2 separate regions of the Homo sapiens genome follow, and region 2 is linked to region 1. The links are chromatin contacts, found by Hi-C or POLR2A ChIA-PET in ENCODE. All regions are on one chromosome and are shown on one strand. Each heading gives the region's core, a stretch centred on a gene start or an enhancer-like site at or near the end of the contact. The rest is flanking DNA. Distances are from core to core; before and after follow the strand shown.

Evidence for each region. Hi-C counts contacts between places; a loop is a spot of excess contacts on that map. ChIA-PET counts read pairs that join two places held with the same protein, here RNA polymerase II (POLR2A). Pooled maps may share reads with other maps.
Region 2: a loop to region 1 is called in a pooled map, with 3 times the contacts of the local background. The contact joins two enhancer-like sites. A Hi-C loop is called at or near these places in 2 of 50 pooled maps. POLR2A ChIA-PET finds 5 or more read pairs at or near these places in 2 of 52 experiments (CD8-positive, alpha-beta T cell and activated naive CD4-positive, alpha-beta T cell).

The regions. Positions count from the first base shown.
Region 1 is chr18:35,142,247-35,145,662 of GRCh38, reverse strand. It overlaps MAPRE2 (microtubule associated protein RP/EB family member 2), which reads right to left. Exons shown (of 7, transcript NM_014268.4): 7 at 2,193-3,416. Among named protein-coding and RNA genes, the nearest start is that of ZNF397, 97 kb to the left of the region's middle. Within about 2 kb of position 1,547, at least 7 of the 41 ENCODE cell types and tissues checked have a DNase peak (open chromatin) inside an H3K27ac peak, as active enhancers do.
Region 2 is chr18:34,808,436-34,811,851 of GRCh38, reverse strand. All of the region lies in intron 5 of DTNA (dystrobrevin alpha), which reads right to left. Among named protein-coding and RNA genes, the nearest start is that of DTNA-AS1, 42 kb to the right of the region's middle. Within about 2 kb of position 1,936, at least 9 of the 41 ENCODE cell types and tissues checked have a DNase peak (open chromatin) inside an H3K27ac peak, as active enhancers do.

The DNA.
Region 1 (3,416 bases), core at 298-2,797:
TAGAAGTTCATGTTTCATCTACATAATAAATATATCAGATTAGAAGACAGCATCCTAGTAGTAAGTTCCAAACACATTTATGAGACCTTTTCATTACTTTTTAATTTCCAAAGTTTCATTTAAGCTCTCAGATTTGACAAAAACCATTTTACTAAACATATTTTTTTTTATTGTATATGGATAACCTTCAAGACCTAAAGAAATACCATAGTGTAAAAATATGAAGGATGTTAGCTACACAGAAGGAAACATGTACTTAACTTTTTTATTCTCTAGAAAAGAAAACATTTAGGTCTTGGGTTAGTTTCCTACTGAGAATCGTAAATTCAAAGGTACATTAATACATCATTACCCTTTAAAAACAATTTATCACCAGGCTTGATGATAAAATCGTTGCAAAATACCACAAGAAACCTGTTTTAGAAATTAAAACTTGGAAGCTAAAAAGTTAAACATTTTTTTTTTCCAGTGAATTGAGAGAAAAAGGCATCCAACAAATTAACTTCAGCTGGGTCTTCCATTTTGATGACATTTGTAAACCCAAAACAGAAGCACAGCCTCAGTAAATGCACCTTCTGTGTACTCGTAATCTATACAAGACATGGGGTCTGGCTCAGAGTTGGGGGGTCTGCCCGTGGGGCAGTCTTGTGATCCAAAGTACCAATGCCACGTGAGGGTCCTCCAGGGATCAATGGATTTTCTCCTCAGCTTTGCTTTCCTTTAGGCAAATAAAGCCAGGATTCCTCTAATGAGTGGAAAACATCTTTTATGAGTTCCTAGTTTGGCAAGACAGGAGCTATTAGACATCCACGGAGATGTTTTTATCCATCATTTGTGCTATTTGGCAACATTGCCTCAGTGCTGAGAAACTGGGTCAGTAAAAGTTATTACTAGTGATAGCAGCCTTAATTAATGATCATAGTTGTGTTCTAGCAGTTAAAAGGAATAAAACAAGTCAGAAACCAAGTTGTCTGTGTGTGTTTTAGAGAACTGGCATTTTGTAACTCAAATTCAATGGAATTCCATTAACTTTTTTGAGAAGGGGTGTCTCTGGACTTGAGCCTATCCATAGTACCAGAAGCAACAAATTTTTAGAAATGATGTCAGATTTAATAAAATAGAACAAGCATGTTATTTCGCCACCTTTGAACCATCAGTGACAGATTTACTAGAGTCCACCAGTGTACATTTTGTAAGATGAATCACATGTATTTTTGTCTGTGCACAAATGTCTAAGATCAAGTGTTTAAAACCCCAGAGTTCGTGGATTAAATGGGAAACACACATGTACTTTGAGCATGAAATTTCAAACCCAGGTAATGGCTCACAAACTTCTGTCACAAGTGGTGTACCTTGGGAGGAAATGAATGTAGATGGAGAAGAGGGGTAACATCTTTGCTTTCTGTTATTTTCCCACTTATTTTAATAGAAATGTGCCTAAAGGCAAGTGACTGGAAAATAGTGGCCAAAGGACAGTAGAGAAACCAAACTGGCCTCTAGGTGGTGCTTGGAAGCAGCGTAGGGAAGGCTGGCACTCTTCACGGTGAAAAGGGTATTAGCTGAAGCCCAGTAACCTGCAGGCTCCAGGGTAACGTCTGCATCCCAGTGTGGCCTGCTCTGCAGTCTCCACAGGTGATTACTGGGCCAGTTGAAATACATTTCTCTTTTCACCTATTCCTGTATCTGTTAAATTGTTATTACAATTATAGCTCATGTCGATAAATCATTGCCGTTTAAAGTCAACAAACACTTATTCAAAGGGTTTTTGTCAAGCAGGTCATTCTGCCACAAAGCTGTACTTAGAAACATCTGCCTGCTTCTCCCACAGTTTCCTATTTGCCCAGCACTGTCTTGTCCAGATGGAGTATGCTGGACCTGCAGGAGCTAGGATTCTGTTTGCTTGCAGGTGGAATGTTTCCCAAGGGAATGTTTTCTCTTTATGTCTTTTTTTTTTTTTTTTTGGTAAAGTTTTTAAAAGGTATTATAGCTGCTACATTTGATATCAAATACGAGTCTGTAACTCTTGTTAACAACATTGGCCATCAATAAAAACAAAGACAACCCCCGCCCCGGGGAAATCATAATAAAATGTGGGTAGATGTGTAAATCCACACAAATCTATTCCTATTCACATGCTGACTGAAAAGGGAAGCTTCAGCATAAAAATTTAAGAATCTGTAACTCCAGGCAGATTTTAACATATACTTTTTTTTTTATTAAATATGTAAAAAGATCAATGCAAGTCAAGTTATTCACATATTCAGAGACAAAAAACTATTCTACCATGCGACAATAGGTGGGTAATGTAAAATGAATGTGATACATCTGAATAAGACTTTTTCATCTATTATGTCATTACTTATCTATATTTATAATTAACAATACATATGTTTACATTCCTTTCAGTTTACATTTAATATATAACAAAAGCTTTATGGTGTCCTATTTAGTAAAAGTAATCTGAATGCATATTAAACCTTAACGGAATAATGGAAATACTCACCAGGGAAGGGAAGAGTTCTTGGTTCCCTTCTGGAATTTACTTCTCTCAGGTCAACAGGTGTTTTTCTTTCTTTTTTTTTTTTTTTTTTCCTGCTTTTCTGCTTAGAACAAATATGGGCTTTCTCTTTGCCCCCTGCTTCGATCACTTCCTATCTGACAGTAGCAGTGGAAGTGCTATAACCAGCCGACAGCGGGCACGAGGGGGGGTACTAAGGATGAAACTGGGCTTCCTGAGAGGGAGAAGTGGAGCACGCAATCAGGGACGCTTCCTGCCCAGCCCGATGACATGTGACCAGGGGCCGCTAAGGAAACTGTTCCCTGAATGCCGAGATGAGAGAATAATGGGGTCCCACCATCCATGGGAAATGAGGGGGGATCTGCAGAGGCTGGAGGTGCAGCCTAAGAGGACTGACTCAAATTCAGCTGTTAAAGATTCCCCAAAGCATCTGAGACACCATCTGGGGTGCAGCACAACAGAAGACGTTTAAGATGGGACCAGAAAGAAGAATGTATAGCTCTTCTCTAAATAAACGAATGGTCTGCCCCAAGCCTTCAGGAAGGAGAATGGTCTATGGTGACTGGGGAAAGTTCTCTTTGCAGGCTAAGAGATCTGGCCAGCATGTTTATAACTGAGAAGGCTGGGGAGCTGGAGGGCAATGGAGTGGTTCCTGCAAGAGTCACCAGGGAGGCTTATGCAAGTTATACAGCAGTAAGGGGTTGCTGGAGAAGGCAGGATCCTGACTCCCTGCTACCCACTCACGTGCATCCACATGACAGGAGTTTGGTCATGATCCACTGAGCATTGGGTATGACTGAGATGTCCAGAGCAGATGAAGAATGGCCTAGGAACCACTGCAGTATCAGGTGCATAGAGTTATTGTGACCTTTTACAAGAGCTATTTTTTGTTTTTAAA
Region 2 (3,416 bases), core at 687-3,186, 330 kb after region 1:
TTATGAAAGAATAATATAAAAGCTAATTTTTATGCTGAAATATTCCTGGCATAATGTTTTCTCTGGTTTCTTTTTGTAGATGATTCTGGCACATAGCAATCACAAGTAATTTGGGTAAAGTTAACATTTTAATGAGAGAGACACTTATTAAATGTCTTTAATAAGACACTACATTTTTGTTTTGAGGTCAACTATTAACTCTCATGTAGCTCAACAAGAGAAATTTTTGTATATATGAGAGAGACGCTGACTTCATTTGAAACACAATGAGAGTTTTACTATAAAGTTGGGGTGTGCGTATATTCATTTATCTAGCTAGAAATTTACCAATTTATATTATCACTAAAACTTTCGGATTTTGGTGTAAGATATTTGAAAATCAAAGACACGGTGAGGATAAAGATGTAATGACAAACACTTGATTAACTTCCTACAGAAGAAGAAAACTTTCTATGAATTACAGTTTTCTGGGTGGAAGGCACTTGATTTACAGGGAAGGGTTTTCTGACTCGTGTAGTGAAGAGGAAGCCTGGTCTTGTGGATGATCAATGAGGTAAAGTCAGGGTCCTGGATCTTTCTCTGAAGGGCCTATGGCTTCACTGAACCACTGTTCTTCAATTTCTGCCACTATGTGCATTTAATGAATATTAATGGCATAATTTCCCAAGGTGTTTTATAATTCCTCTGTGCAAATCACTATTAGAATGAAAGGGTTTGCTATTATATAGTTTGTCACCATGCTAACTAGCTTGTCACCAGGCCAGCACAGCTGCTGGGATAAACTGCTGTGAATGTGCCACCTCTATTCACTTTAGGTTTAATTTTTCAAGGTCAAAATATAATCTGGGAACATTGTTTTTACACCAAAGTCAGATGTTAAGCATATCAGAGGCTTTTATCGGATTATGGTTTTGAGAACATGAATTGACTCTCATTTTCATTAAATACTCCATTTATAAAGGGTTTCCGCTGTTTCAAATAGTTTATTAACCATGAGACTGTAGAGATTCTATCTGAGTAAAAAAATTAATGTACATATTTATGGGCTACAGAGTGATAGCTTGATACATGTGTTCAATGTGTAATGATCACATCAGGATAATGGGCGTTACCTTCATTTCAAACATTTATCATTTCTTTGTATTGGGAATATTCAACATCTTCTCTTCCAGCTTTTTGAAAATATACAATAAAATTTTGTTAACTATAGTCACCCTACAGTGCTATAGAACACTCGAACGTATTCCTCCTACATAGTTGTAATTTTGTAGCCATTAGCTAACCTCTCCCTATCCCCCCAACCTCCTGCAGCCCCCTACCCTTCCCAGCCTCTAATAAGCACAATTCTACTTCCATGAGTTCAGTTTTTTTTTTTTAGCTCCCACATATGAGTGAGAACATGCAGTATTTATCTTTCCGTGCGTGACTTATTTTACTTAACATAATGTCCTCCAGGCTCATCCCTGTTGCCTCAAATGACAGGATTTCATTCTTTTTTATGGCTGAATTGTACTGAGGAGTTTAGGTTGTGTCCAGAAGATGCTGAGGGAGATACTGAAGAATTTAAAGTAGGTCAGTGCGTTAGAAAGTCTATGGGTAGGCGTAGAGGCAAAACAACCAGTTCAGTAATAGAAACTCAATAAATATGCAGTATTTTCCATAATACTAGTCTTTTAAAAAGACTTAAAAAGTCCTCCCCAAAGCTTTAGAACAGCACATGACATACCAGGCTTACAGCATTGGATTTAGAATCCCTTAAGATCCTTAGAACTATCCAGGAGCCCTAAGACAGAAGTATAAACAAATGTTCCAACCCATTAAAACAGCTTATAATTGGGCCAAGAACAATCTGACAAAATAGTAGTGTTATTAGGTAAGTTTATGTTTAGGTTGCCATGGCACATGACTGCAGGGGGCGCCCTTCATCTCCTAAGCTGTGTCAATGATGCTCCCTGGAATTACACAGGGAACACCCTACCACTGAATGGTGCCCTAATTACTGGAAATTATGTTGCAACATAGTGTTGTTTTCTCTTCTAATGCATTTTAAAGCGTTAAGAAAATCAACTTCAAATTTTCTGTTGCTTTCTCTTTGTTTTTTAAAATTTCCGACTTATTTTCAGCCAGTTATTCTTGCTCTGTGTTCACCAACAATAAGGGAGTAGCTGGAACGAGCTAAATATCTCTCAACCCTATGCACAAAAATAGAAAAATTGCCAAACAAGCACAGCTGGCATTTTGGCTTAACGTGAATTAGAAAAACTTTAAAGAAGGGAAAACAAAACCCTCAAGCCTGAAACATTCCATATCCCTTCATTTTACTTTTTCTTATTACAGAAGCAACGTAGAAAATCATGACCTTACCTGTTTTTTTTGTTTTGTTTTGTTTTGATTTGTGTTTTTGAGATGGAGTCTCGCTCTGTTGCCCAGTGTAGTGGCGTGATCTCAACTCACGCAACCTCTGCCTCCTGGGTTCAAGTGATTCTCCTGCCTCAGCCTTCTGGGTAGCTGGGACTAAAGGCATGTGCCACCATGCCTGGCTACCTTATCTGTTTTATCATTAAAATGCAAGCCAGCAAAAGAATACAATAGGAACACCCACAATCCCACTCACCAAGGGGCAGCCACTGGTCTCTGCGGGCAGATTTTGTGGGTAAATTTGCCCACATTCGCTCATTCCATTAATAATTATCACAGAAACTAGAAATATTCATAACTCAGGATATTCATTTTTGACTAGTTAACATTCTGGAGAGATTTTTGTGACCAAATTACCTTTAACTAAATTGTTTTTGGTCAAATTGATTTTAACCAAGTTACCTGGAAACTGCTAAAACCATCTTCCCAGGATTAACTATACAAAGAGTGACTCCTCAGTCAGAGAACCAGGGACACATAAGGGTGTGATTCAGGTGCACTGCTCTCAAAGTGGGGAATGCGATTTATCGGGGTCACACTATCTGTATTTCTACAGAATCTGTGATATTGTGGGCTTGTTTCTGCAGACTAGAAAACTTAGTTTACCTCCAAGGGGACACATGCATTTGTTGCTTCTTTCACTGCCCTAAAGAGGATAGACTTTGGCCACTAGAGAGTGCTTTTTGGAGGGTGATGGGATGGGGTGAGGAGAAAGCACTGTAGCAGTTATACTGTTTCCTTTGAACTCCTGGGCCCAAGAGAGAACTGGAAGGGTTTTCACAATTGTAAAGATCTAATCAATAACTTAGTTATATTTTGAACTTTGTAACTGTGCTGACATTGCTAGTCCCTTACCTACCAGCCATTCCCTTCATCTTTATTTGACCCACATTTGTTCATGGATTGCTCATGGGTTGAGGGAAAGGGATGGCCCTTCTGAGCACAGGAGGTGAAAGTGGATTACACAATGGCCATTGCTGTCATACTTTTTCTCTAAC